Linked DNA regions of Mus musculus: region 2 is linked to region 1. A link is a loop called in an ENCODE intact Hi-C map of the cell type or tissue named here. Cell type or tissue: left cerebral cortex. All regions are shown on one strand. Links, peaks and the distances in the headings refer to the core of each region. The heading gives the core; the rest is flanking DNA. Region 1 overlaps Prkcb (protein kinase C, beta). Region 2 has its middle 30 kb from the start of Cacng3.

What was found. A loop is a pair of places that touch in the nucleus more often than their neighbours do. Peaks named below come from ENCODE experiments on the same cell type or tissue, not always from the same donor. Only the 100,000 strongest peaks of a DNase experiment are listed, where the experiment ranks them.
Region 2: a loop joins it to region 1, with 2.0 times the contacts of the local background. A loop is called at or near these places in 2 of 42 quality-filtered maps.

What each region holds. Positions count from the first base shown.
Region 1 is chr7:122,566,834-122,579,138 of GRCm38, reverse strand. Prkcb (protein kinase C, beta) reads right to left here. Exons shown (of 17, transcript NM_008855.2): 10 at 10,832-11,005. Among named protein-coding and RNA genes, the nearest start is that of Cacng3, 99 kb to the left of the region's middle. In left cerebral cortex, for the core only: no CTCF peak of the experiment used is centred there; DNase peaks (open chromatin) are centred at 4,190, 4,501, 5,850, 6,315 and 2 more places; H3K27ac peaks cover 5,285 bases.
Region 2 is chr7:122,635,687-122,647,991 of GRCm38, reverse strand. No RefSeq gene overlaps it. Among named protein-coding and RNA genes, the nearest start is that of Cacng3, 30 kb to the left of the region's middle. In left cerebral cortex, for the core only: no CTCF peak of the experiment used is centred there; DNase peaks (open chromatin) are centred at 4,112, 4,618 and 6,808; H3K27ac peaks cover 1,118 bases.

The DNA.
Region 1 (12,305 bases), core at 2,519-10,518:
AATGATCGAATAGATAAACGGCACAGGAATCCTTGGGTACCCAACACACCATCCTGAGTTCAAAGGTTGGAAAACAAATGGTGTCTTAGAAGTTTCTCTGGGGATAGGCCTCAAGATCACTCTATGTCCCTGGGCCTGTGTCCTCTGTGTATGGTGAAGACAGTAGAGCCAACCATCTCTAACAGAGTGGCTCCTGTCAGACACACATTGCTGAGTGCTGTGACTATGTCCCGGATAAGGGGCATCACTCGGCTTCTCAAGCCAGGCCAATGCTGTATCTCACTCTAATAGGCACCATATGAACTTGGTGGGTCATAGCCATTTTTTAAAGAGAAAATTTAAGCAAGAATTAGAACGGAATGGTACTTAAGAATGGAACAGAAAGGGTCAGAGTCCCATGTCTAGAGCCCTGAGTATGTTTTTGTAAACTGTGGGTTGGGTTATTTAATGTGTTGGTAATGCTGAGGTGTGATGTAAAAGTCGGCTTTACGTGTAAAGTTGCAAAGCCTACTGGAAAGGTTAGCGCAGAAACTGCAGGGCAGAGATCCCAGACCCATAATGAACACAGTGTTGGAATACCACTCTGCCACTTACTGGCTATGCTACTGCCATGCGATTATTTAACCTCTCTGATCTCCAGTTTTCTCTTCACTTATACAGTGGCTACTCCTCACCTACGGCATGTACATACTGCCTAAGAGAATTCTGGCCATAGAACAAATGTTTAATCCATCATTTAAAGAAAAAAAAATTCCTTCCAGTGCATAGGCATTTATATTACTTTATATAAAAGGTAACATGTGTGGTCAAGTGTGAATTTTGATAGTTGTAACACAGACAATGATGACACGAAGCCACCATCACCAAACACTTGATGTTTACCTGAGTTAAGGGACCTGGCGAAGCATCGCTCAGCTGCTAAGTGGCAGAGCCAGGATTTGAACCGAGAAGGATCAGTTCTAGGGTCAACACTTGCAGCCTCTCACTATGCTGCCCCCAGTGAGTACAAGCAGCGGGGAAAAGTTCTGGGAAGGATATATGGATGCATTCTTCCTCCCATCGAAGCCTCTAGCCCATCAGTGCTCTGTTCCCTGCATCCAGCTGGAGCTGCAGGTTTACAGTAAGCAGCGCAAGTCAACCAATTATATATATATATATATATATATATATATATTCGTTCTTTCTCAAATCAATACTACTTCCTCTTTCTAACAACCTAATGAGAGGCAGAGAGGGAAATGGGGTGGTGGAATATGAAGTTAGCACAAAGGTTGCACCAAAGATGGTGGCACAAAGCAGACAGTACACCAGAACCCAACGACACTCAGCCCCTGGTTCTTGGTGGTGGTGGTGGGGGGGTGATAGAAAACAAGCCCAAAATAGCATCTGTCTTTGCTGCACACTGAAGAGAACCAAAACACTCGCTTTTAAAAATTATTTTTAAAACAGCAGATGGCATTGGCCACAGAGGGAGAAGTAAGGAGAGATTTTACTTGCTTCATTTCTGGCTGGATTAGCTTAACTTGCTAATCTCCCTCTCCCCAGACCCGACAGTCAGAATCCCAGTACCATGACGGCCCCATTCAGGCTGAAGCTATATGGTCTGTTTCCACTGCTAACTACGTGGGAGAACCTTGACACCAGCCATCTCTGAACCCTACCTGACAAGCTTTGGCTGGCCAGTGTCTTGGTTATGAAAAGCTATGACTGGTATCTTGCTGTCCTTTAGCCTCTGGACACCTAATGATGCCAACGCTGTGTCAGATGCCTCTCCACTGTCAGCCAAGCTGCCGGGAGGGACCCACAGTGCCAGTGTGAGGCACCGCCAGACACCTTTCCAAATGGCACTGTTTCTCAAAGAAGGGTAGCAGATAGTCCTAGGTAATCATAGGTGTACACGTCTAACTTCTTATAATTTGTGTTTGTGGAGCTTGGAAATACAGTCAAATATAGGAAGCTTCTTACATCATGGGTGTTATTGCTGAAGAGGAAGACTAAGGCACACGGAGTCATACGAGATAGGAAGCCATGGGTGAGACCAGCTCATGTCTGAAGATGATGAAGAAGAGGGAGCTTTAGCCCGTCTCTTCCCCCCTCCCCCACCCCCGGGTGAATTCAAGCTCTCCAGTAAGCTTTACTCCTCTCTTAAAATACACTCAGGGTAGAGTGGTATCGGGGGGCATCCTCTCCTCTGAGGAGAAGGGGAGGGAGAAGGGGCCAGGGATTTGCAAGGACAGGACTGGGGGAAGGGAGACAGGGCATTGTGATTGGGATGTAAAGTGAAAAATGAATTATGGAAAGAAATATTGTTAAACGTAAGCAGCTTTTCAAAGATCTATCCTTCCTCACCTTAAAAAAAATAGTCTTAGAAATTCAGTTTATGGGGTTTTTGTCATTGCTGTCATTTGGTTGGCTATCCGGCTTGCTTTTTGTTTATTCGTTTAGTTGGTTGGTTTTTGTCCTTTGTTTTTTTCTGACTATGGTGAGACAGGCCTGTAATGAAGCACGTGAGCAGCTGAGGCAGAAAGACCATAAGACCATCTCGTACTATATAGCAAGACTAAAATAAGTACATAAGTTGAAATTCACTTTAAAAACTGAAACGTAATTGCTTAAATATGTTAAATCTTCATAACTGGAAAGGCACTGTCCTTGTAAAAACTATAAACTCAGTCTGGACTCTGCTATTTACATTCTATATCCAATTTGACTTTGGTGCATCAATATTTTAAAGAATTTATTTTATATATCAAAAACAAACACCATTTGTCCATGTCACAAAGTTCATATCCTGCAGTAGCCAGGAATGACAAAGTTTGGAAAGTCCAACTGGGGGCCAACCAGAGCCAACCTTGAGTAGAGGCAAACTTGAGAGCTTCCTCTGAACATATGTTTGTGTGTGTGTGTGTGTGTGTGTGTGTGTGTGTGTCTGTGTGTGTGTGTGTGTATGCATGCATATGTGCGTGTATGTGTGTATGTATGTGTGTACGTGTGTATTAGTCATTACAGAGGCCAAAATAAAGAGTAAGATACAGAACTTTTCCCTAGAGCATCTAAAATCTTGGTTAAAATATACATATAACTAATTCAAACCATGCTCAAAATAAATGCAATAGAAGAAATGGCATTAAGAGAGCCAGGAGCAAACCCTGGGACCTCAGTTAACTATAGGATCTCCTCCACAGCCCTGGAATTTGACCTTGTTCCCCATTCTCCTTACAAAACCATTGCCTCAGACGTTCTTTGTTCTCAAACCTGTGGTATTCGATGAGGTTTTGCCTGATGGGCTCCCCCATATAAGAATCATAGAAGTATTTACTGAGGATCACCTTCAAAATGGGTGTACCCCTCCCCCTCTAGTCACGGCCCAGGGGCTCTCTCTGGACTGACACGTGTTGCCTCCAATTTCTATCCTCCCCTCTCTCCTGAGCTCCAGCCGGCTCCAGCTGGCTCCAGCCAACTCCAGGACGTTCCTAAGTGGGCGTTCCACTGTCATCTCCAATTAAAAGCACAGAGAGGCAAACTCACCAACTCTCTCTTCAAACTAGCCAGTCTGCTCAGCCTTAAAATGCCTCTTCAAAAGTGCTGCTGCCGTGGCCTGTAAGCTGAAAGGGGCTCCTGTGCATTTTCAATTCTTTTCTTCTTCTCCCCCCGCCCCAAATTCCCTCAGTAAATTCAAAAAGCTAAAAAACAAAACAAAACAAAACAAAACTCATGTATACATGTCATGTATAATAGTTGTGCAGAATTTTCTAAATTTGGAATGCGAGTCCAGGGTGTGGTCATATAAAATGATAAGTGCACTGCCTACGCACAGTTCATCTGAGCAGAGCACATGGAGACAGAGAACGCAAAAAGAGGCAATCCTCCCCCAGCGTAGCTGAAATAGAGTGGGGCATGATGCCTGTGTGGTGGTGGTGGGATGTCTGCCATTTTCTCTGAGATTATGGTATATGTGTGTGGTGTATGGACACATGTGTCCAGGTACATGGGCCCATGCATGTGTGCTGAGTCTAGAGGATGATGTTGAATGGCCTGCTTTATCACCCTGCCTCATTTCTTTGCGTTAGGGTCTCTCACTGCCCTGAGGCTGGCAGCCTATCAAGCTCCAGAGATCCTCCTGTTTCCTCCCTCACAGCAGGAGGGTTTACGGGTATATGAGAGCTGGGTTCTGAACTCAGTTCCCTGTGCACATGAAGTAAGCACTGTCATCCATTGGACCGTCTCCCTGGGTCCCTTGCCACTTTTAATGAGACCTTGGTGAGGGGATACCAACCACGTGGGCCGCTCTCGTACAGTGTTCTAAGATGAATTGTGTTATGTTGTCTCTGTAGCAATTTTTAATGATTTTTTTCAAGGCTTGTCCGTGAATTCAGTGTGTCTGTAAGTTGATCCCTTTATCACACACAGCCATCTGCTTCTCTCCAGAGAAGCCGTGAAGTACTGTGAATAAGAGCTCTGGCTTTGGCATCAGCCAGCCCTGGTTCACACCCTAGTTACACGGGATACTTGCTCTGGGACCTCGGGGTTGGTTGTTCGCACCCACTGTCTTCCTAAACGGAGTAGAGTCCTAGCAGCTTCGCCTCCATATGGGGTGCTCTCACATCAGACAGCCATGCCAAGTCTGTGTGCATTCACAGAGCTTCATAGGGGTGAATGTGTGGTCAAGGAGATGTGTGCACACTGAACTCTTCTTTCTCTCATTCTACAGCATGATAATCCCAATCCAACACAAGGACCTCGTGCTTTTTCTGTTCTGGCTTCCTATCTCCCTTTGGTGCAGACACAAAGGTTCTCAAGGGCTGGAAGAACCTTTCTTCTTCTGTGGACTTAAAGGATCTTTAATTATCAAATGAATATGCCAATGCTGCCATCAGAAGAATACAAGAGACTAGAAAGAACCCAACTATCACTATCCCAACCTGCCCTAACACTTAGATTCAGTTGGCATTTCTGGTTCCTTCCCTACCCAAGATCCTCTAATCATTAGTGCCCAGCAGCCCTGATACCTGCCAAGTTCCCAGGAACCCCTTGGGTACTACATCTCTTTTTTATGAGGCACTTCAGACTGCATCTGTATCGGAATCTCCATGGATTCTACTGGCATCCCCCAGTTAACAGAAGCACCAATTATGCCCTCCCAGTAGACACAACACTTTTTTATAAGGTTCCCACTGAGTTAGTGTTACCTAATAAACACTTGGTCGGGCCAGGAAGGAACACCTGACATAACGGAATCAATCAGATCCCCTCTCCTGCGATTATGAATTGGAACTCAGGAAATTTGCTGGATATGGATTAGAGAAGCCACACCGGCCAAAAGCAGTGACAAACAGAGAAACAATAAGAAAGAAGATAAAATCTGCCTTAAATTCACAAATCCTAGTTCCTTCCAAGGTCAAGCACACACATGCCTTTGTTTCTCCCATAAAGACTTCCTTAGTGTTGGTTGCTTTTTTCTGTTTATGCATGAGGTAGTTTAGTGTGGGAGAGAAGTATCCTACTTCTTACAACCCTGACATCTCTGACCAAGACTCTTCCGAGAACCTTCTTCAGCATTGCCCTAAGGTCCAAGCACCTCCTTGGGCATTACTACAAAAACCAGATGTGGCCTGAGTCACCATGGCCCCTTGGACGCTCTGGAGCCTCAATGGGCATGACGCCAATAGGTGGAAACCATCCCTGTCCCCATCTCTGCCCTCTTTTGTATTCTGGGTGGATGTTTCTCCCAGCATGCCTTGCAGCTGAGTTATTGCTGGGCCATGGCAGCAAATTTGGGGAGGAAGTAACTTCTGTCCTTCAATGACTCATGAAATCTAATTCTATTTAAGAAAAAAAAAAGAGGTGCATATGTTCAATTGAAAAGAAAACAGTTAAAATAGATGTTTTGCTGAAGAAACTTAACTGCCTGTGCCCACTGGCAGTTGGGAAATTACATGAATGTGCCTGGCTGACAATTGTCCCTGAGAAAAACTGCAAAAAGATGGGAGGAAATGAAATTATTGTGTGCCTGTGCAGCAAGGGGCCCCAGCCCAGCTCCAATCATGGAACAAACTTCTACTCGGTGTTTGTTAGATTCGTTCTACTGTCCCTTTTAATTCCCATGTAATGGGCTCCTTTTACAAGATGATAAAACCCATATTCACAGCTGTTAGTGACTTTCTAGGAGTCCTATGGCCGGTAATCATAGGTCCATATCCATCTCCCTGGGGAATGCATGCTTTGGCCTGTGTGTCTCTGGAACAACTCACCAGAAGTCCATTTGCCTGAAACGGGCTCATCCAATGAGCAACTAACTCTCTAAAACTTAACTCTCTTCCAAAAGCTTTTGCATCTATTTTGCCATCTTGTGGTCAATTTTTTTAAAAATCTAAGAGGCTGAGCAGATGGCTCATATGTTGTTACCTATGAGTGCCCCGACATTTGCTGTGTAAGCACGAGGGCCCAAGTTCAAATCCCCAGCACCCGTGTAAAAACTTGAGGTGTTTGGGTACATGCACCTGTAATCTCAGTTCTGGGAAGTGCAGAAGATATATTGCAATCACTGGAGCATTCTGGCCCTTGTCTAAAGGTAACAAGGGACAGAGAAGGTCACATAATGTCCTCCTCTGGACTGTGTATGTGGCTGCATGCACATGTGTGTCTATAACACACACCCCAATTTTAATTGCCTTGGTAGAGACACTTCTGAAATATTGGAAACTCAAGAAGACAGTTATCTATACATCCTTCCCTGACTCTAATCAATGTCTTGATTTGGCCATGCCAGCCTTCTCTGTGTACATGTGTAGGCTGAACACATTTAGAATACATCAAACAAAATTTAATATTCTAGATTTCCACTAACAGGGAAAATGGCACACATACTTTTGAAAGCTTTGAAAATACAGTATAAGGATACTTCTGACAGAGTTTTGTTTTTCTAAACAACTTTTAAAATAATGAGCTTTGGGACCAGAGAGCGGTGGAACATGCCTTTAGTCCCAGCACTCGGGAGACAGAGACAGGTGGATCCCTGTGAGTTTAAGGCCAGCCTGGTCTACAGAGAGCTGGTCCCAGGACAATCAGAGCTACACAAAGAAACCCTGTTTCAACAAACCAAAACCAAGCCAAAACAAAACAAAAGCGTTGTGTCATTTCAAGAATGGCAGAAACCATCAAGGATATTATTGGATGAATTTTACTTTCATATGTTTTGACTACTTTATAGATTAAAAAAATCTATCAAGGAGCTTATATTTTCAAAATTCTACATCTCTAGTGCATGCATGCACACACACACACATACACACACACCTATCAAGTTTGCAGTATGCTATAATAGCTTTGTTGTTCCTTTAAAGAGAGCTGATTCATAAAGGAATTCTGGGTCACAAAATACAACATGACAATCCGCTCAGGCTAAACTGGCCCTCTGGCTGTTCCTTAGACACAGGGAGCGTGTTCCTGCCTGGGGCCTTCACACGGACTCTTCCTGCTCCCTACTACTGCTTTGCCCCCAGGTAGCCCTGCCTGTTCTGGTTTCTGCTCAAATGTCAACCTTACCACCAAGGCTTTCCTTGATGATCCCATCAAAACAAGTCATCTCACAATACCAGTCTCCCCGATGCCAGCCCCTCTGCTTTTGTTGCTGTGCCCTTTTTCCAGTCTCCCTGGTAGAGTGGGAATCCCAAGTGAACAGGGCACTTGATCTCTTGTTCCCTATGCATCCCACATGCTGACACTACAGGGTCTTTTGATCTCCACAGATGCCCCCTCCCAACTCTTGGTTTATATACACATATACAAACAGCCATGCACACATGCACAGAGTTTTAAAAATCAGTCTGAATGTGATGGCACATGCTTTTAATCTCAGTGCTCAGGAGGTAGAGGCAGAAGGATATCTTTAAGTTGAGTCCAGCCTGGTCTGCATAGGCAGTTCCAGGACAGATAAGACTATGTAGGAGAAGACCCTGTCTCAAGAAAAATGAAATATAAAAAATTATAAAGAAAAATCATAATGAAAAATACATAAGTTCTTGTGTTTTATGCAATGAAATGATGCCCAGAGTACAGGTGAGGTGGCTGGGTGTCTACTTGAACCCAGGTAAGGTGGCTAGGTGCCTGCTCCCCTCTCAAACGGCCTCACCAGGCCTTTTCTCTTAGAGTAAGTGCATCTCTTCAAGCCTCCCACCCATCACCCCACCCCCAACACAAAACACAGCTCCTGAACATGAACTAACCACTCCGTATTACTGCCAACCACTGAGAAAATTGCCTGTTGCACTCCTCTACTTTCTGCAGTGGGAAACTGTCTGGAAAGAGTCACAGATCCTCTCCCCATGCAGGACAAGAGTCCACCAACTCTTGAGGTTCTTAGCGTTCCTGGCATGGGACAACTCCTGGAGGAAAATCCAGCACTTGTGACTCCTGCCATGTGCATGCTGCTCCTGGAATCCATCGTGCCAGACAAATGAAGCTCAGACGGGGGAGGCCACTTGCCATCAAAGGAATAATCTCAAATCCACTCCACATGGCTATTCTCAAAGCAGTTCATTACTGATAAAGATGCTATCCTTTAATGAACATTAGTCATAAATGGCTCACTCTTCTCCATTTTGACACACACAGCTAAAATTGCAAACTGCTGTTCCAAGTTCGCCACTGGCCTGTTTACCAGACAGTCATGAGCTGCTACTCTTGAGTGAGTTTGGGAACCAGCCATGGAAAGGAGGAAGGGGGAGTCTCAAAGGTTACATCCTAACTCTGTTAACATGTGGACCCCTTCTGAACTGAATTCCCCAGGTAATGTTAAAGATACTTGGCTTCCTTTGTTGCTGGCCTTTGCCTGTGCCCATGCAATATAAACGGTCATTTACTTAAAATTTTCTTTACAGCCATTCTCCCTTCCCCTTAAAGGTTTACTTTAAAAGCCAAGCTTTAGTCCCCCTCAGAGCACAACTGTGAACTAATTCACTATCCAGAAGCGTAAACAAAGGGAAGAATTGGAGTATCGATTCTGTCCTTTCCTGTATGAGCCAGATCATCGGGAAGCAAGCAAGGAGAATGCTTCGTAAAAAGCATCCCAGCTAGCAAATGCAAAACAGATATTCCCATCTTAAATCTCCAGTGAGCTAATTGACTTAGTGCTGAGAGCATCAGTCTGGGCCAGCATCACCAAGATCCTTATGCATTTCCTGAAAGAATACACCCGGAATCTAGGGGCAACTGCCGTCTTGCTAACTGATAGATGCTGAGTCTGACCAAGCCTCTAGACCTAGCTGTCAATTTCTAGAAAATGCAAGGGAGAGAGAAGCAGGTAGAGATGCTGTGAGAGTGTGGTAAGCAGAGCCCAGGCTGAAAACACTACAGACCAAACAGCCCGGAATGCCCAGCAGATCCAAGAACAGATAAAAGAAAGTGACGAAATGGCTTTGATGCAGACTACAACAGCATCCAATCCATCTCATGTAGAGGGTGAGATATAAAGTCAGATTGTGCAGATTGAAAGGCAAAGGGTCTAGAAGAACCCTACAGAGTCCATTCTTGGAAGCCATGGCCATTGGCCTTAGAACTATGTCTTAAGGGATGAACTCCTTTTTTTTAGAGTTAAAACACATTTTATTTATTTATTATCTATGTATCGATGTATCGATGTATCGATGTATCTATCTATCTATCTATCTATCTATCTATCTATCTATCTATCTATCTTGTGTGTGGTTGTGTGTGTGTTGTGTGTGTGAGTGTGTGTGTGGTATGTGCATGCATGTGTAGTGTGTGTGTACATGTGCATGAGTGTGTGTACATGTATGTGCATGTATGTGTGTGAATATGTGTGTTTATGTTTGGTGTGTGTGTATATGTGTGGTGTGTGTGTGAGTGTATGTGTGAGGTATGTGCAAGCATGTGTGTGTGTGTGTGTGTGTCATGTGGTGTGCATGTGTGCATGTAGGTATGGTGTGTGTGTGTGTGTGTGTGTGTGTGTGTGCGCACGTGTGCACATGATAATGCATATATGGCTTTAGGAGGACATCTTGTGGGAACCTGTCTTCTCCTTCACAGCTTGAGCCTGGGCACTGAACTCAGGTTGTCAGTCTCGGATCAAGCTTCTACACCTGCTGAGACTCCGTTATGGCTCCTGGGTTGCATGATAATAGGAATGAACCTTTCCTTAATTTGCACTTGTGCTGGGGTTCTTCTCCTGGGAATGGAGGTCAACATCTGACAGGAACGGGGACTGGTCAGAAGGCACTGAAGTGACATCTTAACTCTTGCAGGGGCAGCAGCAGAGAGTGCATGAATGTTCCCTCTCATTCTGGCTGTCGGGTCGCATTCTGAAACCACTAGCCCTTCCCTACAACCCTTTGCCCAGCCTCAGATGCTTTCTCAGAGCAGTGCTCTCAAGAAATCCTCCTCGGGGAAGGCCCCTAGCAAAGGCCTCAGGCAACCTGCAGAGATGTCTGCATGCTCCTCCAAAGGGCTAGGAGGGCTGACTGCTCCTATCCGGACTATAAAAATTAAAAAAAAAAAAAAGAAAGAAAGAAAGAAAGAAAGGAAGGAAGGAAGGAAGGAAGGAAGGAAGGAAGGAAGATTTGCTGAGACCCTGTCCCTAAGTCACCCCTTAATGCTTGCAAAGACTTGGATTGTCTGAGTATAAAACGATTTGCCTGAGTTGGGACAGGATCTACCCCAGGGGACTGTGTACAGTGGCAAGACTTCTGTGAGCCCAGCATCCTTTAGTTTCCACAAGGCAGACAGCCCAGGTGTCTCCTCAGGATGGCAACTGTTACTGGCCCAAACCCGTGGCAACCCTGGAAGTGGCTACCCAGAGTGCTGGACCCGTTACCATGGTCTGGAAGCAGGAATGGAGCTGAGTCAGGAACGGGGGCTTCCCAGGCAGGGCCAGCACCCGCTTCTCCACCATGGTGCACTCCACATCGTCATCTTGGATCACCACGTCCTTCTTCAGGATCTTCACGGCATAGAGTTCATCTGTACCCTTCCGCTCTGAGAGCATGACCTGGGAAAGACAGCAAGCACATCAGCTCAGTTAGAAGAGGCCTAGAGGACAGCCCTGGGTACCTGGAGTCCATGCAAACCACTCCCAGCTTTGGATAGACATGCTGTGTTAACCCAGAGACAAGAAGTAACACTTCGCAACCACCTCAGACTTTGAATAGTTAAGTCCTATCAATAGAAGACGGTCCTAGGAAAGATGAGGCTGTGTTGAACTCTTTGGCACATCCATCAATAGCAACGGCAGCCCACATGGCTAGAATGATGATCACCCCCATGGAATCAAATTTCACTGTCTTAACTTGAAATCTTCCCAAGGATCAGACGTGTGGTTAATAATCAGTAAAGATTAACAACACAGGAATGGATGCAGGTTTGGTAACACTGAGTTCGAGACACTCTCTCCTTTATTGCTTCAGCATGTCCTGCTCGGTAAGAGCCTGCTGGGAATGCAGCAAGAATCAAGCAGCCATGCTCCCTGACCCTGAACTTCGGGAGGAAAAGTGAGCAGACAACTAACTATAGGACTAGTCAATGCACGGCTTTAACAGCCTCACCTGCTGTCCTGGGTCGTCTTCCTACAAGCTGTGGCCATAAGCCGGGTCAGCAAACCAGATGGCTTATGGACACAGTGTTATTTTCATTAGGGTAGTACTATCTTCGCTCTTGACCCGGTCAGAAGAACTGTGCCTTGTACGTGCTATTTTCAAGGAGGCTCTTGGGAAGCATAGGCCTGGATCAGATTCTAAGGAGACCTAGTCCTTCTGGGAAGGCTTCCCTGAAGACAGAGGGATCTGACTGGCATATTTGCTAAAGATACTATGTTATCTGTTTTTGTAAGCAACACTTCTCAGCACCATATTTTTGAGTGCTTGTCAATGTATCGAGCAACTATTGGTTTTTCCTTTGTTATTTCTTACTTACTTTGCATACGATTCTAGGAAGTAGACACTGCCGTGCATCTAGCTTGCCCAAGTACAACTCGGAGCAAGGGCAGGATTTTAATTCAGGTTTACATGATTAAATAAAGTTCCTGTCATCATCACCATCACCATGTGTATTGTGTGCAGGTACTGGAGTGCCATGGCATATGTGTGGAGGTCAGACAACTCTCATTGCAGTGAGCCTTTTCTCCTCCTCTGTCTCCCACAGAGCTGCCCCTCTCAGTGTCCCACTGACTCGGCCCTCAGAATAGCCTCTGGCTTAGGTGGCAATCCAGCTACAGAGTCAGGATGTGTCTTTAGTGCACCCTCTACCCTCTCCATCCTCTCTCTACGTGGTACCCAAGTTCCTTAGCCTTTGCC
Region 2 (12,305 bases), core at 2,715-10,714, 69 kb before region 1:
CTGAGTATGTCTTCTATAGATTCAGTTGCTAGAATCTGAATCCTCAAATCCATAGGTTGACGGTGTTCAGAGACAGGGACTTGGAGAGGAAGGATAGGGTTAGATAAGGCTAGGAGAGTAGCCCCCCCTGATAATAACTGTTTTATATGAGGAAGAGCATGCTGGCTTGTCTTACCAAGTGATGCCTTCTCCATGTTCTAATGCAGCACAATGTCCTTAGATGCTAAGCAGGCACAGAAGTATGTTCTTAAACCTCACAGCCTCCAGAGCCAGGATCCAAATAAATTTCTCTACAAATTAACTGGTTTGGGATATTTTGTTATAGCAGTAGAAAACGGACCAAAGCATTGCCATTCGGTATTATCAACCACAGCATGTAATACATTAAATGATGCTGAAGTCTTAGCTTCGAGAGAGGGTGGATTCTACTCAGTGACTCTTAGAACCTGCCGTTGTGGTCTTCCCAGTTCCAACTTCTCTCTTCTTTAACTATGCTGCTCTCTGTTGGAAGAGCAATTGTAACATGCAATTCAAAGTGACTGCCTCTTTCTTCTACCCTACTCCATAGTAGGGTAGGACCCAAGTGTGGGAAGTCTGATGTTTATCTCTCTGCCCCGACCCTGACTGGACTAAGGTGATAAGGTGTCAGATGGGTGTTCAAGTCAGGGCAGCAGGACTCAGACTCAGAGCTTCCGTTGGCACTGTTGGAATAAGTTGTCCTTTCTTGGTACCGCTAAACTCTAGGAAGTGCCAGGGATTTGTGAAGAGAGTGAAGTATGGAAGAAGCTGAGTGAAGGAGGGGAACAGGCTTCTGATATTGCCCCTGGATCCATTTGTTCCTGGAACTAGATAATCTGAGGCTTTTTCGTTCCCTAAATTAGCAACCCCCACCTTGAGGAACATCATACCATTACCCAGGGATGAGAGAGGAGCGCCACGTTCCCATCTCGAGGTGTGTGAGGGCTGGAGGCTGTGGGGTATCTGAGAGACACTCACCCAGGGAGACACTATATGAAACCTTGACATCCCCCCCCCCCCCACGCGCTGCCTGGTCATGTGATTTGTTTGGACGCTTTCTGAAAGTTGACTCAGTAGTCTGAGTAGCTGTATCTGATCCTATTTCTTCAATTCTCCCTTAGCATAAGTTATTCTGAAAGTCCAGAAGGCAGAACCCCGGAACTTAAATTCTTTTCCAGTTCTGGGGCCTGACCTTAGGCCTTACACATGTTAAGGAGGTGTTTGTCGTGTAGCTACATCCCAACCTTTGCAGGGTCTCAGTTGCTTAGGCTACCCTTGAACTCAAGGTTGACCGTGAGCGTGCACTATCCTCCTGCCTCAGTCTCTTGGAAGCAGGAGTGACAGGCATGTGCTGTCAGGTTCAGTATCCTAGAACATGTTCACAGGAGACATAGATACGTAAACTTTAGGGTCTGATAGAGCTGCATTCTCACCTTGACTTGGTGATTGCCCACTGGGTGGCTTTATAGTTAAGCGACTTTGTACTTAATAGACTCATCCTTCAGATCTCTAAAGTGGGTTCAATAGTAACATTCACCTCTAACCTTTCCCTTTGCAGTTTTAGCTCCTGCTCCTGGGCATTGTTATAGTGTGCCTGAGCTAGGTTGTGAATGAAGTTATGAATGAAGTGTAAACTGGGAAGTGTGCTCAGAATCAGACCTTGACCTCTTAGTAGCAGTGTAAAAACGGACAAATAGTTCTTCCTCTTTGGAACTCAATTTCCATGTAAAATGAAGATGACAGAAATAGTGCCTCATCTTACAGACACTACATTAGTATTCATATTGTGTTTAAACAGTGAGTGATTGGGGCCAGCAAGATGGATCAGCAGGTAAAGGTGCTTGCCACCTAGCTTAAGGATTTGAGTTGGATCCCTGGAACCCACATGGTGGAAGGAGAAAATGGACTCCTACAGGTTGTCTTCTGACCTCCACACCTGTGCCCTGGCATGTGCATGACCCCTCCCCGCACGATAAATAAATAAATAAATAAATAAATAAATAAATAAATAAATATGTAATCAGAATTTAAGACATTGGATGGCACTAGCCACTATTCTTAGGCTCCACGGACTGTGGAGCCACTCCCATTTGATGGCAGCACTGACAGGCGTAGGCGGGACAGTTTTTGAATGAGCTTTGATAACAAGGGGCTCTGGCATGGTCCTGCTAACTTCAGCGTCCATCAGCAATGCACACCGTTTTGCATCTGCATTCAGATGACAGCTCAGCTAATACTGGGTGCGTTGAACATTGATTAACGCCTCTTAAAGGCAACAGTTTGCATACAAAGTCTGACTCCTCCATCTGCTGTTGTATCTCCATGAAGTTATTTAACCTCTTTGAGCTTCAGCTTCCTCAACTGCAAAATAGCAGAAGGAACAACGCCTGTCTTGCAGGCTGGAGTGAGGGTTAACTGCATCACTAGGGCAACGCCCTAAGAATAGAGCCCAATGCCCCAACCACTAAGTCATTTGGTTATAAATGATAATGCCCAATGAATATATTGTACAAATGGAATGCCCAGTGTGCCCTTAGAATCTCCTTAAAAGAGCTGAAAATACAGATGATCATCAATCTAGCTTGTCACTCTACGTTTCAAACCTGTAGCCCACCTGACAGATTCATCCAACAGACACAGTTCACTAAAGATTCAGAAATTAGAATTTACAGACTAGATTTCAAAAGTCAGGACAACCCATGAGGGTTGGGGGTGGACATTTTTTCCCCCAGCTTCTCTTGAGGAAGGGGAAGATGACATCACTGGGCTCTACCCTCTGCAGTCAGCGCTGGAAGGGATCATGCTTTAAATAGACAAGAACTTCCCAGGTCAAAAACTTGGGTTCCATTACTCTCACTTACTCAGTCAGAGGCTGCTTCACGTATGTATTATACCTGCTGGGCCAATTGGTTAAAATAATAGCTCTCTAACACACCAAATATCCAGCTCAACTTGGCTTCCACGAAAGTCCTAAAGGAGCAACTGCCGACCTTGCACAAGCGTGAGCAGACAGGGAGGGGCCGTAGGGTTCTCCGGGGTTATGTAGCTGGTGTGCGGTGGAGCTGGCATTCCAACATTCTGGAGTAGGCTTCCTAACCCTTTGTTCCTACCAGGGTCAAGTGTTCTATGGTTTGTATGCATGAATTGGAAATATAGTCCAGCAATCAGCTTTCAGTTCTCATTCCTGTGTTGCCCAAAGGGGGAGGCAATTAGTTGTGGATATCTAAGATGATTTTAAGTAACAGCTTCCTAAATTCCCCACTTCATTCAGCATTCCAAGACCTATCTCTAATTCACCAAGATCCCCGACCTGGAGAAGCCTCTTCTTGAAATGAGAGTCTCTTCCCACAGCAGAGCCTCCCGAACTCAGCTCCTGACTGGAGGACAGGGAGGTGGGGGGAGGGCAGGGTTCATGCCTAGACATTCCGATTGCCCTTAACAACTATAGCAGCGGGTCCCTTCCTATCAAATTATAAGATGTTGATTATGCTTCGCTTCCAGTCATGCTGAGAACCAAATCAAGGTGACACGTCCTTTTGTGTAACATACCACACATGTACATATATGTATATGTACACACATATGTGTATATGTACATGTGCATATACATGTGTGCTTATACTAGCTCTGTCACCTACCAACTACATGTGTGTGTTCCTTCCTAATGAAAATACACATTTCTGCATGCCTAAGAGATCCTTGTACGCTACCCTCCCCCTCCAAACCTTCATATTTTCTTGACTAAGGAGTTTGTTCCTCCATTTTCCAAACAGCTTGTCTGGCAAGATTTTTGTAGTTTCCCTTCCCAAAGTCTGTATCATAGAAACAAGACATCATATTTTCCTTTTCCGGTTATCAAATTATATGATAATATTTGAAGATGTTGTTTCAAAATACGATTCAGCCCCTATTCCAAACCCTGGGGAGTTGCTGATCGCCGAGTGATTGCCGTGGATTTGAAGTGAATGTCTTTAGCCAACTGGTTAGGTTTTGAGATGGTGCCTGACGGCTGCTCTCAAACGCTTAACATTTGAAAATAAACTCACAAAACACAGAAGAGGAGCAGATGGCAGGCGAGTTCTGTCCATCCTCTGTAGCTTTCCACCACTCGGCAGCATCAGACAAAAAGAGTTTGCACCAACCCCAGGTGGGTGTATAAGAGGAGGAGGCAAGCTGTCCCCAGGCTTTGAACTGTACAGAGCTGTCTCCGGCATCCCTAAGAGGGTGGCTCTCACAGACATGAGGGTCCTTGCTCCCACTGCAGCTCACAGTGGGCAAGGGACAGAAGCCTCCACCTCCCTCTGACTGAGAGTCCTTGCTAATTCCTTCCTGTCTAACTTCCTGTACCTTGGAAGGAGGTTTCACAGTCGACTGCACTTCTGCATAGTGTCCTTGTATCCACGTACTAAAGGGCTCAGTTTTGATATCTCAACTTGGTCCATTTAACAGCAGTTAGGTTAGATGCTAGTCAATGAGAATCCTGGTGTATTGGTGTTCCATGGATACTGTACCAAATGATTCCAAGCTGGGGAGTTTCAAAACAAAGAAAGGTGTTCTTCCACAGTACTGGAGGCCAGGAACATGAAATAAAGGAGCCAACAAGTTCTTGTTCTCTGAAGTCTGTACGGGAGCGCCCTCTCTGTCTCGCATGACTTCTGGCACTGTCACGTTCTTAGATTTGGGTCTCATCTCCCTCTGTTTTATTCTGTCACCTTATCCTCCTCCGTCTGTGCTCTTTCCCTTTGTTTCTCCTGAATAAGGATATTTGTGAGGACGTCAAGGGTGGGTCCACCTGACAGGCCAGAGTAATCCCTTCAGCTCAAGATCCTCAACTTAATTATTTCTATAAGACTATTTCCAAGGAAAGCAAGACCCCTCCCCAATTTATAGATTAGGGATTGATATCTGTTTATGAATTAGGGGAGTGTCCCTTCCTACCCGTGCTTCATAAAAGGTTGATCCCAGGAAGGCACCCTTAGGAGGTGGTAGGAGGACCTTTACGAGATGGAGATGGTGTGCGTTCCTTAGACTATTGATGACATTTAAGGAGGTTGGGGAACTCTTCTCCTTCATTTTCTCTGCTTTGTTTCCAAGCTCGTGGTGTGGGTGGCTTTGTTTTGTTACATGAACTCTGCCACTATCATCTTCAGAGGCTCAAAGTCATCCACCCCAGGACTGGAACTTTCAAAACCGTGAACCTTCTCACATGTTGGTTAATTAACTTAGATATTTTGTTATAACAACAGAACAGTGACTAATACAACACCCTTGCGCAGCCACCCAATCCACCAGACCAGCTTTTCCTCCCTGTTGCTGAAGCTTTAATCTATTTCAGCTTTTCTTCTTTTCCTGTCGTGGTGGTTTCTTCAGAGGAGCTAGAGACAGACCAGTCTGAATCCATCACCCTGTTCTCTGTTCCTTCTCTCTAAGGAAGCCAAAGGTCTTCCTTCCCTAACTCAGTGGCTCACCCATCCTCCTGCTCCTTCCTTCCACTTGTGTCAAAAACACAACAGCCAACGTTTCTACCTCTGGCAGCATCTGTCCCACAATCTCAACATAGATTGCAGCCTGCACTATCCCCTTCACTGTTTTAAATTCTGTCCAGCATATCAGCTTGCACAAGAGAGAATCCACATTTCCCTCACCCTCACAGCCACTGCTCTAGAAGTGAGGATTATGGCTGCATGGACACACTTCCCATCCCAATGATTTCCTTCTCACAGAATCTCAGCCCTTGTCGTCAAATGGCAATGAGAAAAAAATACTTCTAAGGTGTGAGAAGACAGATGAGATCTGGGAGTGTTTTCTTCTTGCTCTTGATTTAAATGGCAAGCTATCACCCCTCAACATGCTTTCAAACATCTCTGTCCATCCACTCCCTCCTTTGCTGGGCTGCATCCACTTGCTTGTAGAATCTCCTGATGATAAAGTTGGAATCAAGACCATAGGAACATCTTTAACTAAAGTTCCCTTTGGCTTTCTGTTGTTTAACTGAGGAAGTTGATGTTATGTGGTTTGTTTGTTTGTTTGTTTGTTTGTTTGTTTGTTTGCTATTGTTCTTGTGGTAGGAAAGGATTTGCATTTGTTACCTGATTGTTGCTGGGATAAAACATTAAGGGTTTATTTTGGCGTATGATTTCAGAGAGTTAGAGTCCATATGGCAGAGTAGAGTCATCATGTGGCAGGCACGGTGGCTGGGGCAGCAGTATTTATCTTGAAGAACAGGCACGAAGCAGAGAGGGCAAACCAGAAATGATGCAGGTCTTATAGTCCCAGACCCCACCTCCAGTACAATACACTGTCTGCCTTGTAAACCTCCCCATGCAGCATCTCCAAATGGGGACCAAGCATTCAAATGCCAGAGACTATAGTGGCATTATTGTTATTTAAATCACTATTTTGGGAACAGGGAGAGGGTCAAGGCATACCTCTGTTTTGAGAACAAAGGCTCATCGTCTTACAAACTTAAGGCAACACTGATGTATGGTCTGTTAATGAGGGGTTCAAAATTTCATGGACCAAAAATATTCTCCATTTGAGTTAATTATATCCAGTCAGCCATCTACAGCAACTCATCTACTCTTAGAGAAAGGCAAGGAGGTCTTTCCCCACCTCCTCTAATTTCACTTTAAGGAGAGGGCTGATTTGGTTGAAAAAGACTGGCTATTTACTGGACACAGCCAAGACACTATTTTCCTCTGCACCAAGCCACATTGTCTGGTAGAAATTTTCTGACAGTTTCCAACATGACTCGACGCCTCCCTTCTGCCTACTTAAATCCTCGGGTAAGTTCTCCGGAGTGCGTGCTGGTTCTTGTGATTTACTTGGAATGAACCGTGTTTAGAAAAACTGAAGTGGTGTTGTTCCTTTGATTAAACTCTGGGAGACAGAACTCTCCTTCTCTTTTCAATGGTGTTCTGGTTGCCTTTTTCCTTGACTTGTACTCTTTGAGCAAGTAAGCAGTTTGCTATGGTTTAGAAGTGTTCCCCAAATGTCCATATGTTGGGAATGTAATTCACAAGGCCATATGTTAGTAGAATTTGGTGATGGGACCTTTGAGAAGCAGTTAGGATTAGATGAAGTCATGTGGGTGGGGCCCTAATGTTATTAGTGGCTCTAGGACAAAAGGGACCCAAGCAAGCAAGCTTGCTCTTTCTTACCCCCTGATGCCCTCCACCTCGTCATGAGGTGGCTCTCCCAGGAGAAGGCCCTACCAGACAAAAAAATAGGAACTATAGTGTTCCTGGGCTTCCCAATATCCATAATTTTGAACTAAAACTGCTATTCTTCAAGAATTACTCAGCCTTTAGCATTTTGTTTTAGATGCAAAAAAGTGATTAAGGCACTGATTTTTGGGAAGCCTCCACTCAGTTCCTCTCAAGCAACTGAACCCTGATGACAGCTATGAGAGCAGTTAGAGAAGGGATCCTTCCCTAGTTGAACCTAGAGAAGACCCCAGCCAACATCTTGACTGTGGTTCAGAAAAAATTGAAGCAGAGTTTCAAGCTAAGCTCTCTGTAAGACCTGTGAGCCACTGAAAGTGAGCCAGTGGGTTAGTGGTTAGGTGACTGTGAACAGGCACAGATTACTACAACCCACATGATAATTAAAAGTTCTCTACACAGTCCAACTGACCTTAGGGGTTCTGATCACATATAGAAATGAAGTGCCAGATCTTCAATATGGACACATTTCATTTATTGATGTTTCATTATTAACGTTTATTTCCCTCCTTGTCTGTGTAAGTAGAAGTCACTGGTTGGAACAAAACTGTCTATCTTTACATCTCTTGTTCAAGTATCATTTGAATTTCACCCTGACACGTGGTCTCATTTGAGTATGCTATGGTGGTTTGAATAATGAATGACTTCATAGGCTCATGTGTTTAAATGCCTGGTCTCAGTTAGTGGAAGAGTTTGGGAAGGACTAGGAGGTATGGCCTTGTTAGAGGATCCTTGGGATGGGCTTTGAGGTTTCAAAAAACAAAGCCAAGCCCAGTGTTTCTTGCTCTCTACCTGTGGATCAGGATGTAAAGCTCTCAGCTACTGCTCTAGCACCATGCCTGTCTGCTTCCCTCCGTGATGACAATGGAGTAGCCTGAAACTGTAAGCAGTCTCTTAATTGCAATCTCTCTAAATGCTTCTTTTATTAAAGTTCCCTTGCTCATGATGTTTTTTTTTTTCCCCACAGCAGCTAAGACACAGGCCAAAATGTCAGGAAAGTCAGCATTCATGGTACAAAACTCTGCAGAGGAAAGTGTGTTTCATTCCCTGGACAAGAACTAGAACTCAAACCTGGATTGTTTCTTGAAATGGGGATTAACTTTTCGAGCAAGCATCAATTCCTAGGGGGTAGTCCTAACACTCTCAGTAAAATTTCACATGGGCCATGACATTCATCCACCAAACCCCACAAGAGCATAGGATCTCAGATACTAGCTTTGGGATGTTAGAGGCAGATATTGGAGGTGGCATCAGATTAAGTTTTTTAATGTGATTCCCTTCTCTCTTGCTTTCCTTTTCTTCTCCTTCCATCAGTGCCCTGGCTTGGATATGATGCTGGAGAAAGAAAAGTATGGCAGATGTAAATCTGAGGATCTAAAAGTTTACCATTGTTGGTTTGAAGAGCTTGAACAAGCAGCTTTCCAGTGGGCTCAGGTTATCCAGCCCACAAACCTAAATTCTGGTACTGTTTGTTGTTAAGATTAGAGTCTGACCATGGGGAAGCCCAGGATATCCCTGGAAATTTCTTTCCTGTTTGTTCTATGTTTTTTATATTCTCTGTGTTCATAAATAATTCCGCTGAGGGACAGTATGGTAGATTCAAAATTGGGCCATAAATTTTCCCTATCCTTATATTCATTTGCTTTTGCAAAATCTCCTGTCCCAGGGTGAAGTCTGTTTCCTCTTCCCTTGAACTGGTATATGGGAAAGAAGGAGAGACTTGAAGAGAACACTTGGGCCTCTCTCTCTTGCCTGCTCTTTAGAGTCATTAAATCCACTCTATGAAGCAGTCTATGCCAGACTTCTGGACTAACAGAGAGTAAGGATGCAAAACAAAAACTGACCACCCACTGACCTTCTGGTCTGTCAATCACTGTTATGTGGATAAGGTCATCTAGAGTTGTTACCGGTTGACGTTTCAGGTGCCTGATATGCAGAGACAAGTCTGCCTGAGATAACCTAAAGTGCCCAGACCACAGTAACCTCCATTGTGAACCAAAGAAACAGTCAGTTTAAAAAAGAATCAACTGAATTTTGGGCTGGAGAGATGGCTCGGTGGTTAAGAGCACTTGTTGCTCTTGCAGAGGGCTTGGTTTTTACCCAGAATTCACATGGTGGCTCAAAATCATCTGCAGCTCCACTTTCCAAGGATCCAGTGACCTCTTTTGACATCCAAGGGCATCGAGCATGCATGTGGTGTACATATGTACAAGCAGGCGAAACACATAAAACAAATCTTCAAAAAGAAGATAGTACCTGAGTTTTGAGGTGCTAGATTACTGATGCAGAGTTATATTATGTGTGTTTTTCTGTGAGCTTATCTTGGTACGGTTTGTATTCCTGAAGATAAAGGGATATGATTCCTCAGAGGGTAGGATTCAAACCCCTGCCTTAACCACTGAACTTAACTATGAAATAACTGATAAGTCCATAGACCAATGCAAAGCCGAGTGGGTCTTCCCAGTGTTGGCTTGCCTCTCATGTATCTCTGGCCCCAAACATCTTGAAGGAAATCCAAATTTCCCACATGTAAAGAATATACTTTTGTGGTTTGTGTACATCTCCATTTGTTCCTAAAGCCAGGCTCCAAATCTTATTCAGAGATCCCATTCTGCATCCACGTGCTCTGGTGGCTCTTTGCTTCTAGCTGCAGTGGTGTGGCTCACATCTGTGCTGCAAGCAGCCTCTGAGATGGTCCTCAAACACTCTACCTCCTGGCTGTCTCACCATGCTTAACCCCCCCCCCCCCGCCCCCTTGAATCTAGGCTGAACTTGCTGAATGGTATCTGAACAACAGCAATGTAAGGAGTCACTTTTCATGTAAGGATGCAAAGTCTGTGGTCTCCAACTTGGACATTCCCATTTGATCACTGACCCCAGAAACCACTGTGTATGCCCATGCTCTATGGGAATCTCATGAGAAATTGATGCTGTTGGCAAAATTATGGGGAAGGCAAGAAGTAAAACCTGGTCCTTTTGTTGAATGTCATATGAGATTACAATCTTGCCCAACAGTTTGCCTAAAACCCAGTAAGACTGTCAACTAACTAAGCCCTACCAATATTCAAAGTCCACAAAAAAAATGGAGAGGGAATATTCACTGCAATAAAGTTTAGAGGTAGCTTGTAAAATGGCACTAGCTAAGTAACACAACTTGGGCCTGGGCAATTGAAGCTCCTGCCTTCCCTATTCACCCAGACACATTTCTAGGTCCACAAAGTGTACATGGGACCAGGCTAAGCCAATCAGGGTAAGCCGCATACTTTCTTGTTATAGGAAACTAACATACAGTCATGTATTTTATGTGTGTGTGTGAGAGAGAGTGCACACATGTATGCCACAGCATGTGTGTGGATGTCAGAGGACAACTTTAAGGAGTCAGTTCTCTCCTTCTACCATGTAGGTTCATAGGATTAAGAACAGGTCACCAGGTCACCAGGATTGAGAGCTAGCACCTTTACTTACTTAGAAGATCCCTGCCCAGGGACCAGCCTTTTATAGGTGTCTTCTCTCGCTTTCATGAGACATAATTCTAATAAATGAGAGTCGGAGACTTCTGCAGCCATTTTGCTCTTGTGAGTAGAGAGTCTGAGACTATACTGTTGGGCTCTGTGACCCTATTCCCAGGACTGTGCCTGGATCAGCACAGTTGCCGAGTGTTCTCTAAATGGAAGGGTCAGTCTATAGCAGATAGGGAAAGTTGGAGACACTGACAGGTAATGGTAACCAGCTCTCTCATGCAATCTTAAAAATGGGACATATTGCATAGAAACCTATGGATTTTTACTTTCATGTATGCTGCGAAGAACCAGTTTCTCAACTTTGAAGTTGGCTTCAGCCAGTTTTCACTGGCAGGGTTTCCAGACTTTGCCAAAGATGAGCTCACTGGTAGATCAATGGATTCACTGTATCTGCCCATTTGCTCCACTTGAGGGGCTCCTCCAAGAGAGGGGATAGATAAACCAGAGACAGGGTGTGCTTGGTGTGTGACACGTTTACTCTTTTCTGCTACTTACCAGCCTTAGCAGCTACAGAGGCACGCGTTGCAGACTGCACGTTTCCACAAGAGAGCAGAAGCATGGCCCACTCAGGGATGGATGCGGCGGGCTAACGGATCATTCAGTATTGTCCCGCCCTACACTGAGAGAGGGACTCCTTGTCTCACCGGCATCATTCAGAAGGCATCATACCTATTTCATTGTAAGAGTTAATTTGATCCTTCTGCCGTGTAAGTCATGGGAATCGGGGTTCAATCCTTACTTTTGACAGCACGCAGTTTTACCCGCTGATCTATCTCAGCACCTTCTCACTTTTAAAGACAAGGTTCCAAGTAGTTCAAGTTGGCCTCAAACTTGCTCTGTAGCCAAGGAGAGGATGACCTTGAGCTCCTAATCCTCCTCTGCCTTCAGAATTCTGGGATCACAGGCGTGTACCACCGTGCCTAATGTAGGCAGTTCTGGGGATCAAATCCAGGGTCTCATGCATCAAGCATTCTACCAACCTAACCACCCAAACCCAAGAATGTAGCCATTTCTTAGTTTGAATTATTTCCAAGAGGCCAGTCTGCTACCATGCTACCGTCACAGGCTGTGGCCATGCTTTGTAGTGGGTGTGTGAAGGCACCCAGAGGTCCGCCAGCCATGCAGCCCACCCACAGCAGGAACCACTATAATGTGCAAGGATGTGGTGGAGAGATGGGAGAGAAAGAGAAGTGGAGTAGCTTGAGCATTATGATGGGAGATGGAACTGGAGACGTGCGGGCCTGAGAGGAGTAGTCTGTTGTGAGTAGCCAGCCCTGCTACCTGAGGCCATGGTGAAGTCCCAGCCCATGCTGTCCTTGAGGGTCATGTCTGTGTCTGTGGCCATGCAGCAGCAGATATCTGTGTCAATGTCCATGGTTCCCATTACCACTAAAGACCATGTGGCTGGTCTGGGCTACTGTCAGGGACCATATTAATGTGCAAGGGCTGTGCAGAGCTGTCCCCACTCCTCACTGGCTGTGGCACTCTGGAGAACTAGCCTCCACCTCTCACTAGCAGCAGCACTCAAGAGAACAGCCCTTCC